Regions from separate parts of the Homo sapiens genome. Here region 1 is linked to region 2. A link is a contact called in ENCODE Hi-C or POLR2A ChIA-PET data. All regions are on one chromosome and are shown on one strand. The core of a region is the stretch at or near the end of the contact, and the rest is flanking DNA. Distances in the headings are between cores, read along the strand shown.

The links. A loop is a pair of places that touch in the nucleus more often than their neighbours do. ChIA-PET counts read pairs that join two places held with the same protein, here RNA polymerase II (POLR2A). Pooled maps may share reads with other maps.
Region 1: a loop to region 2 is called in a map of gastrocnemius medialis, with 11 times the contacts of the local background. The contact joins two enhancer-like sites. A Hi-C loop is called at or near these places in 2 of 168 maps with a recorded cell type or tissue (gastrocnemius medialis and psoas muscle) and 2 of 50 pooled maps. POLR2A ChIA-PET finds 5 or more read pairs at or near these places in 1 of 52 experiments (OCI-LY7).

Annotation. Positions count from the first base shown.
Region 1 is chr3:155,062,619-155,067,724 of GRCh38, forward strand. It overlaps a transcript of MME not described here. Among named protein-coding and RNA genes, the nearest start is that of MME, 15 kb to the right of the region's middle. Within about 2 kb of position 3,138, at least 2 of the 41 ENCODE cell types and tissues checked have a DNase peak (open chromatin) inside an H3K27ac peak, as active enhancers do; they include gastrocnemius medialis and psoas muscle, where a contact is called at or near this core.
Region 2 is chr3:155,231,175-155,236,485 of GRCh38, forward strand. No RefSeq gene overlaps it. Among named protein-coding and RNA genes, the nearest start is that of LINC01487, 7.1 kb to the right of the region's middle. Within about 2 kb of position 2,202, at least 16 of the 41 ENCODE cell types and tissues checked have a DNase peak (open chromatin) inside an H3K27ac peak, as active enhancers do; they include gastrocnemius medialis and psoas muscle, where a contact is called at or near this core.

The DNA.
Region 1 (5,106 bases), core at 1,888-4,387, 170 kb before region 2:
GGAAACAATAGGCAATAGAACCAGGCAAGTATCCAGAAGTAATGATATTATTAGAAATATATTTTAAAATAATTATGTTTATTATGTTCTGAGACATAAAAGACAAGCTTGAAAATATTGACACACAAATGGAAACTTTAAAAAGGAAAGAATTGACTGGGCGCAGTGGCTCACACCTGTTATCCGAGGCCCACGGATCACAAGGTCAGGAGTTCGAGACCACCCTGGCCAACATGGTGAAACCCTGTCTCTACTAAAAATACAAAAATTAGCTGGGCATGGTGGCACATGCCTGTAATCCCAGCTACTCGGAAGGCTGAGGCAGGAGAATCACTGAACCCGGGAGGTGGAGGTTGCAGTGAGCCGAGATAGTGCCACTGCACTCCAGCTTGGGACAGACTGAGACTCCATCTCAAAAAAAAAAAAAAAAAGAAAGGAAAGAACTACGTCAAAACTAAATATGTAATTAATGACCTTATTAATTATATAAATATATGTTATATATTTATGTTATATAATTATGTTATATATTTATGTTGTATAATTATATATATTATATACTTTGTAATATATATTATTTATATATTATATAATAATATACATATGTATATTATTATATATTATATAATAATATACATATAATGTATATTATTTATATATTATAATATATACATATTATATAAAGATATAATATATCATTTATAATATATATAAATATATAATTATATAATGTATATTATATTTATATATATTTATATATAAATATATATTTCATATATATTTTATATTTTATATTTTATTCATAATAAAAATATTATATATTTTTATTTAATATATTTATTTAATAAATATATTTTTATTATTTTATATATATATATTTAAATATATATATTTAAATATATATATTAAAAATATATATTTAAATAATATATTTATTTAATAAATATAATATATTTTATTAATATATATAATAAATATATTATATTTGATTATATAATATATAATATATTATATTTGATTATATATTATATTTGATTATATAACATATTATATATTATATTATATTATATTATATTATATTATATTATATTATATTATATATACCATTGCTTTCTTCCCCCAAATGAGCCTTTTCCTCCTCTGCACCTTTTCCCAAAAAGATGCCTGCATATAGGGGAAGAAAGGGTTTATATGGTCTCTTGGTAATGGGAAAAAGCAAGCTGTTATGAACTGAACTGTTTTGCCCTCAAATTCATATGTTGAAGCCCTAACTCTCAATGTGACTGTATTTGGGAGATGGGGGCTTTACAGAGGTAATCAAGGTTAAATGTGGTGGTATGGGTGGTAGTTTAATCTGATAGGACTAATCCTCATAAGAAGTGAAAGAGAAGGCCCAGCATGGTGGCTCATGCCTGTAATCTCAGCACTTTGGGAGGCCGAGGTGAGTGGATCACCTGAGGTCAGGAGTTAGAGACCAGCCTGGCCAACATGGCAAACTCTGTCTCTACTAAAAATGCAAAAATTAGCCGGGCATGGGGCAGGCACCTGTAATCCCAGGTAGTCGGGAGGCTGAGACAGGAGAATCGCTTGAACCTGGGAGGTGGAGGTTGCAGTGAGCCGAGATCCTGCCACTGTACTTCAGCCTGGGCAACAGAGTGAGACTCTGTCTCAAAAAAAAATTATACATATATAATATAACAAATATATGTATATATGTAAGCACTGTTCTAACCCTCTGATTTGCAAAATATTCAATAATGAAGGCACAAGAGAAGACGGCCATGCAGCCGCAAAGTCAGAGATTGGGAGATTCATTAAGTGAGGCTAAGGAAAAAAGGTTTGTTTCATTTCTCTTGTTGATTCTGAGGCATATACGAAATGTGTGAAATAATGAGGACTATCACACACTGTTTGTGTGTATGTTATTTATTAAACTGCACATATCACATTGTATTTAGGTAACTCAATTATGTTGATGAGACTCTTCTGAATACTCTTTCACTCCTGCATGCCTTTGAACATACTGTTACCTTCACTTGGAAAATCTTTCCCCTCAATCTACTTAATGAGCTCCTAGATATGTTCTTAATTTTCCAGGGATACTGCAACAAAGTGCAACTGGTGCTTAGAACAAGAAAAATATATTGCCTCACCAGTCCGGAGATTAGAAGTCTGAAATCAATGTGCTGGCAGAGCTGTGCTCTAAGATTTTCTAGGGGAGAATCCTTCCTTGACTCTTCTAGCTTCTGGTGTTTGTCAACAACCTTTGGTGTCCTTTGGCTTGTAGGTGCATCACTCAATCTTTGCTTCTGTTATCACATGGCCATATTATCCCCGACTAAATTAGTGTCTCTGTTTCTGTGTGTCTTCTCTTCATCTTAGAAGGACACCAGTCATACTGCATAAGGGTCATCCTACTCCAGTATGACCTTTTCTTAGCTAATTCCATCTGTGACAATCCTGTTTCCAAATTAGAGTACATTCTGTGGTTGCAGGAAGGACATGAATTTTGCAAGGACTCTATTCAACCCAGTAAAGTATCCTTTGGCACTTTCCTCAAAGACAGTCTCATTTCTGAAGTGTGTGTGTGAGTGTGTGTTTCTTTTAACTAACCACTTTGGACATTCTTTCATCAAGGCACATATAGCTGTAGCTACTGTTTCTCTCTCTTCCTCTCTCCCTTACTAGACTAAGACTTAAGAAAAGGGAATATTCTATTTATCTCTATGTCTTAAGGACCTACCAGAATGGCTAGCATATGTGTGTACTTAGAAAATATTTATGAAATAAAATGAATAAATTACCCTTCCCTGAAGTCCTAAAGACTACAGATATAAAGACAAATGGAGACACCTCCCCCAGCACGAGCTACAGAAAAGTGGAACAGGATATAGTCACATTCAGCCTTCAACAAAGAGCAGCTTATAGTTATCTTTAACTTTTCTTGAAATCTATATAAATAAGGTGAAATTTTGTCTCTTTATCTGCTAGTACATAACAACAAAAAAAGTTGCATGATAAATTCTTAGCAAGCACAAAGGTTAAGTTTTGGATTGCCTAACTTAAAACATGAGTGAGATGACTTATGCTCATGTGGAGCCCTGGGAGGTGCCTTAAATAGACAGGCAGTCAGTCACCCTCCAGAGCAGGCTGAGCTGAGGTAAAGTGAGAGGGTGGTGACTAATTAGAAGCATTTCATACATAATATGACACTGTGGTCATAAAAGACAGTGCTTTCAAATATGGACTCAAGTTGTAGATATATACACTGATGTTCCAAATTGTTGTAGTTGCTGTGCAGTGGAGCTACTTCTCACATAGGCAGTTCCATGAACTGCCTTTCAGGGTGAATAGGACAGGGATTTAATTATTTAAGTAATTCAGGAGTGTTTCACTATTCACTTAGCAGAGCGAAGGGCTATTAGACCAGGAAGACAATTCTAGATGTCGTCTAGTCCAATTTTCATTTTATATAGAAATGAAGCTAAGGTTTACAGTTTAAATAAATATTCTACAGTCCACAAATTAATTTTTAAAGAGCATTTAATGACAGAAAATTAGCATTTTATAGTACTAGTTTAAGTATGTAACATTATGACAATGTAATTTAAAAAATGTGTATGAGCTTAGAAAAAGATTGAAAGACTATACAGTAAAAGGAAATAATCACAGATGTGAATATGCATGATTATTGCCCTCTTTGTATTTTTTTGAAGTTTCCTGTTTTCTATAAATAAGTAATATGAGTTGCTCTAGTTGATTCCAGGGCTGGTTTCCTTAAACTTCTTTGCTCACTCTCTCCTTGCCTGCTCATTGCCATCTCCTCAACCCAATAGTGGAGGCACCTCCTTGTAAACCCTAGTTTTCCATGGAGTGAGTATCGTCGTTTGAAAGTAATTGAGCTAAATATTAAATAATTTTTCCCCAAATTGAGTCATTTGTGTATTATGGTAATAACTTTTGATGAATCTGAATATCAATTGAATATTACTTATGTAATGTGTTTTCTATCAATAAACTCACTTCCTTTAACTAAAATACATGGTGTAATGACATTTTATATTGCTGTCACTGGATGACTGATTGAAAATCTATGTCACTTACTGAAAAAGTAAGTACAATGAAAAAATTCTAGCTTGGTACTCTCATCTGCTGAAAGCCTGAGACTAAGGACTGCTCTCTGTTGAGAAAAGTGATCAGCTATTACTACAGAGATGTTACACAAATATAATTTCCAAGATGAGACTTTTTTCTTGACCTAAGTGAATCTAAAGAGAAGTCAAAATAGAATACCATTCTTACAGTGAGATTTATCCTTATATAATAACTCTGTATACCCCTACAACCATCTCACCTCCTAACATTAGAACGCATAGCATGTTTTAGAACTCACCGATTTAGAGACTATAAAGGAACCATGAGTAATAAGGCAGAATATTTAGGTTGGATTCATATAATGTATTTTCTGGATGTAGATAATGTTGAAGAAAGCTATGCTTTCCTTGTGCTTGCAAAAGATTCTCCCAGAGACTTTATTTGTAGTTATTATTCCAACAATTATTTGGGAGAAAACACAGGCAATTTGAAAAAAAAAAAAAAACACCTCTCATTCAAAGATAAAATAGATTTTTGTATGTTTTAAAAATTTATATAACAGATTTAGCTTTTGCAATTTATTTTCCTTTTTTTTTTTTTTTTTTTTTTTTTTGGGAGACTGAGTCTCACTCCATCACCCAGGCTGGAGTGCAGTGGCACCATCTTGGCTCACTGCAAACTCCACCTCCCAGGTTCAAACGATTCTCCTGCCTCAGCCTCCTGAGTATCTGGGATTACAGGTGCGTGCCACCATGCCTGGCTAATTTTTGTATTTTTAGTGGAGACAGGGTTTCACCGTGTTGGTCAGGCTGGTCTTGAACTCCTGACCTCGTGATCTGCCCACCTCGGCCTCCCAAAGTGCTGGGATTACAGGCATGAGCCACTGTGCCCGGCCCTTATTTTCCTTTTGAAATACTTTCAAACACTTCACCAAAAAAGATATATGGATAACAAATAGACACATGAAAAGACACTTAACATCATTAGTCATTAAGGAAATGCAAATTAAGA
Region 2 (5,311 bases), core at 952-3,451:
TTCTCACATTGGGATATAGGAAACAATCTATGGGATTATATATATATGTATACGTATATATATATATGTATGTATATATGTGTGTGTATATATACATATATATACACACACATATATATACACACACACATACATACATATATATATATATCTTCTAGGAGTATCAATTGCACTTTAATTGTTCACTTTACACATTTTTATTGAAGATCTATCATATTCTAGACACAAGGGTATGCAATCTAACATAAAATTTTATATTAAACACAAATGTATCATGGAGAAGACAAAATTACCGTGAATTTTTTAGAAACAGACAAAAAGTATTCATCCTCGCAGTGGTATCATACTAATTTCCTGGCACATCAGAGGTAGGCGTGCACTCTCCTCAGTGGTTAAGGGTGCAGAGTATAAGAAATCTTCATTTGGGAGGCATAGCATTAGGAGAAATACCTAATGTAAACGACGAGTTGATGGGTGCAGCAAACCAACATGGCACATGTATACCTATGTAACGAACCTGCACATTGTGCACACGTGCCCCAGAACTTAAAGTATAATAAAGAAAAAGAAATTTTCATTTAAAATATTAACAAAAATGCTTTTGTTATAATGTCTTCCTGTACCATAGGTCAAAAATTGGTAGCCTAAGGCCTAATCTGCAGATGTGTCTTATATGAACCACAGAGTAATTTGTTTCATTACAACTTGAATTGGTGGCCAATATTTAAGACTCAGGGGTTTCATTTGCTATGTTGACTTTCTGGCTTCTTGTGGAAACAAACAAACAAAAAAAAACTGAAAGAGCTATCATCCTTGAGACCACATCCTCATGTGACCACAACAGCTGGTGCTGGGCTTCTGCGTCCCCATTCGGATTAAAGACCTGGTCCCAGTAGCCCTGTCTACACCACCAACCAGACCTGTGGCCTACTTCTCTTGTCCATGCTACCTGCCTGGCCCTAGGAAATATTGGAATGTGTGCCCCTGTTCCAGACTGACACTGAACCACTTGGGTCCTTTTCTAGTACTTAACACTGTCTTCTCTAACTTCAATGTTTCAAATTTTCAAGACACTAGTCTTCACAGTCAAATCCAGAAATTGAGCCTTATCTGCCCAAGTCACAAATCAGAGAACCACAGAGCTGGAATGGACCCGCCTTTCTGATCATGGTGTAGGATTCTGAAGGCTGCCACATAATCACAGGGATCAGAAAGAGCCCCAAGTTCACCTGAGTGACACTTGAGGAAAGAGTCAGGATTAAAATATACATCTTCCCCAAATACAGAGTCCCAGGAAAATCAGGCAAAGAGAGATTAAAAGAAGGTTAGACCAGGTTATTTTAGAGCATTCACTCTTATCACAGGGCACAGACTCCATCCCACAGTTGGGAAAGGGGAAAAGAGGATCCCAAATGTCTTTAGATTCTGGCAAGAATAAGTGGGCGTAGCCTCTTCACTAAGACAAGCAGGAAAATGGATCCCAAATTTCCATAGCACTCTGTGTGTGTGGTTGTCACTGTATCCACCTCAGGGACAGTGAACATTCACCATGAGTCATGGTTTTGTTTTCTGGGCTCAGTAGCCTGTGGTCTGGCAGGAATCGAGGTCTGTGATTTTGCAACAGCTGTTCGTGTCACCTGGAAAGGCAACTGAGCAAGCAATGGGATAATTTTTATCAGCTCATGAGCACTGGCTTTGCCTGCCAAAAGGCCATGTTTCTCAGCTAGAAAATTATATTCATATCTGGAACCAGTATAGAGTCTTAAATGCCTTAAATGCCAGGATCTAAATTCTTACTTTATGCTACATAGTCCTAAATTATTCTCATAGTCTCGAATTCAAATTTAAGGCATACTAACTCCTAAAGGTCATGGCTATAACATATTTTCAGATGTTACCATAACTTGGAGAGAATCTTCAGCAAATAGGGTGGAGATGAAGGCTCATTCTATCTCTTTAACTTAAAATTACTTTCTTAAAATGACTTTCTGATGGCATCAGGGAGCAGCCGTCCTGTTCTCTATTTAGGACTTTAATACATAAACTTCTCTCAAGCAACTGTTCCAAGCTCGTTCATGTCACCTTTTAGCTCTGGTCTTTCCAGATCTCATTTTTGGCCCATCTTCTGGGCAAGTCTCCCTAGCCCATGATCTTGCATTTGCCTTTCTCTGGGCCCCTTCCAGCTTCTCTATGGAGAGAGGCACAATGTCCTTTGGACTGCAGCCAAGGGAGAAACACTGACTCCATGATGACCATAGGCACTGACTGTTCCCTGAAAACAGCACATAGCAGTGACAGAAGGATGCCAGGGGGACTGCTCATTCCCTTCCTGCTGTGGGAACCTCTATTAACGTGTGTGGGATAATAAAACCAGCTACTTTTATCAGCAGATGTCACATAAAAACTGACCAACATACTTAACTAGCAGGTCAAAGATCTGAGCCATAGTCAAGTTCTGAAAAATGATTAAGTGAAAATCTAACAAATCTGTCAGTAACACTAATTGGAAACTCATCAAGATTTTCTAATCTAAATGCCCTCAAAATAACATTATTATTTTGAAAGCAGTCTGATGGTGACAGGGAGGTTTCAAGGCAAAAAGTATTTACATGTGTGGAATATGAGAGGAGAGTGGAGTGAAATATTTTATTTAGGTCATTATCTAATAAGATTATCTGTCTGCTGTTTCCAGATTCAAAGATAGTGTCAACAGAAAATTATAGATACAATATATTGCAGTCCATGTGTGTGGTTGTCATTTTTTGATATGCAATCATCTACTTTTAATACTGCTTCTTGGTCTCATCCACTCTGGGCCTGTTATTGCAAAGTACTGACTCCAACACTAATAATTCTTTTTCTTTTTCTAATTACTGTCACTATTTTTTTTTTTTACTTTTATTTTAGGTGCAGGGGCACATGTGCAGGTTTGTTGTATAGGTAAATTGTGTGTTGCAGGGATTTGGTGTACAGACTATTTCATCACCCATGTATTCAGCATAGTACCCGAGGGGTTTTCCAATCCTCGCCCTCCTCCCACCTTCCACCATCAAGTAGGCCCAGATGTCTGATGTTCCCTTTTTTGTGTCCATATGTACTCAGTGTTTAGCTCCCACTTATAAAAAAGAACATGCAATATTTGGTTTTCTGTTCCCATGTTAGTTTACTTAGCATGATGGCCTCTAGCTCCATCCATGTTGCTGTGTAAGACATGCTCTCATTCTTTTCACAGTTGCATAGTATTCCATGGCATGTAAGTACCACATTTTCTTTATCCAGTTTACCACTGATGGGCATTTGAGTTGATTCCATGTCTTTGCTATTGTAAATAGTGCTGCAATGAACATACACATGCATATGTCTTTATGGCAGGAAAATTTATATTCCTTTGGATATAAACCCAATAATGGGATTGATGAGTCAAATGATAGTTCTGTTTTTAGTGCTTTGAGAAATCACCTGAGTGCTTTCCACAATAGCTGTACTAATTTACGTTCCCACCAGCAGTGCATATGCACTCCCTTTTCTCCACAACCTCATCAATATATGTTCTTTTTTGACTTTTTATAGTAGTCATTCTGACTGGCATGAGATGGTATGCTATGGTGGTTTTGATGTGCATTTCTCTAATGATTAGTGATGCTGAGCATTTATTCATATGCTGTTGGCCACATATAAGTCTTCTTCTGAAAAGTGTTCATGCCCTTTGCCCACTTTTAATGGAGTTGTTTGTTTTCTGCTTGTAAATTTGTTTAAGTTCTTTATAGATTCTGGATATTAAACCTTTGTTGGATGCATAGTTTGCAAATATTTTCACCCATTCTATAGCTTGTTTTCTGTTTCTGTTGATACGGAAATATTCTGTTGATGCTTTCTTTCACTGTGCAGAAGCTCTTTGTCAATTTTTGTTTTTATTGCAATTGCTCTTGGCATCCTCATCATGCAATCTTTGCCAGGTCCTGTGTCCAAAATGGTATTTCCTAGGTTACCCTCCAGGATTTTTATAGTTTTACATTTTACATTTAAGTCTTCAATCCATTTGAATTACTTTTTGTATATGGTGGCGGGGTGAGGTTTCAGAAAGGGTCCAGTTTCAAACTTCTGCATATGGCTAGCTAGTTATCCCAGCACCATTTATTGACTCGGGAGTCCCCATTGCTTTTGTTTTCAATTTTGTTGAAGATCAGATGGTTGTAGGTCTGACATTATTCCTGGGCTCTCTATTCTGTTCCACTGGTCTATGTGTCTGTTTTTGTACCAGTACAATGCTGTTTTGATTACTATAGACTTGTAATATAGTATGAAGTCGGGTAACGTGATACCTCCCGCTTTCTTCTTTTTGCTTAGGATTACCCTGGCTATTCAGGCTCTTTTTGGGTTCAATATGAATTTTTAATTTTTTTCTAATTCTGTGAAGAATGTCACTGGTAGTTTGATAGGAATAGCATTGAATCTGTAAATTGCTTGCGCAGTATGGCCATTTTGATGATATTGATTCTTCCTATCCATGGAATATTTTTCCGTTTGTTTGTGCCATCTCTGATTTCTTTGACCTGTGTTTTATAATTCTCATTGTAGAGATCTTTCTCCTCCCTGCTTAGCTGTATTCCTATGTATTTTATTCTTTTTGTGGCTATTGTGAATAGGATCGCATTTTTGATTTGGCTCTCAGCTTGGATGTTGTTGGTGTAGGAATGCTACTGACTTTTGTACATTGATTTTGTATACTGAAACTTTGCTGAAGTTGTTTATCAGATGAAAGATCTTTTGGGAAAAGACTGGGGTTTTCCAAGTATGGAATCACATTATTTGCAAACAGAAATTGTTTGTCTTCCTCTCCTTCTATTTGGATGTCTTTTATTTCTTTCTCTTGCCTGATTGCTCTGGCTAAGACTTCCAGTACTATGTTGAATAGTAGTAGTGAGAGAAGGCATCCTTATCTTATTCCAGTTTTCAAGGAGAATGCTCCCACCTTTTGCCCATTCAGTATAATGTTGGCTGTAGGTTTGCCATAGATGGCTCCTATTATTTTCAAGCATGTTCCATCAATGTCTAGTTTGTTCAGGGTTTTTAACATGAAGGGATGCTGAATTTTATCAAAAGCCTTTTTTGCATCTATTGAGATGGTCATGTGATTTTGTTTTTAGTTCTGTTTATGTAATGAATCACATTTATTCATTCGCATATGTTGAACCAACCTTGCATCCCAGGGATAAAGCCTACATGACTGTGGTGGGATAGCTTTTTGATATTCTGCTGAATTCTGTTTACTATTATTTTGTTGAGTATTTTTGCATCTATGTTCATCAGG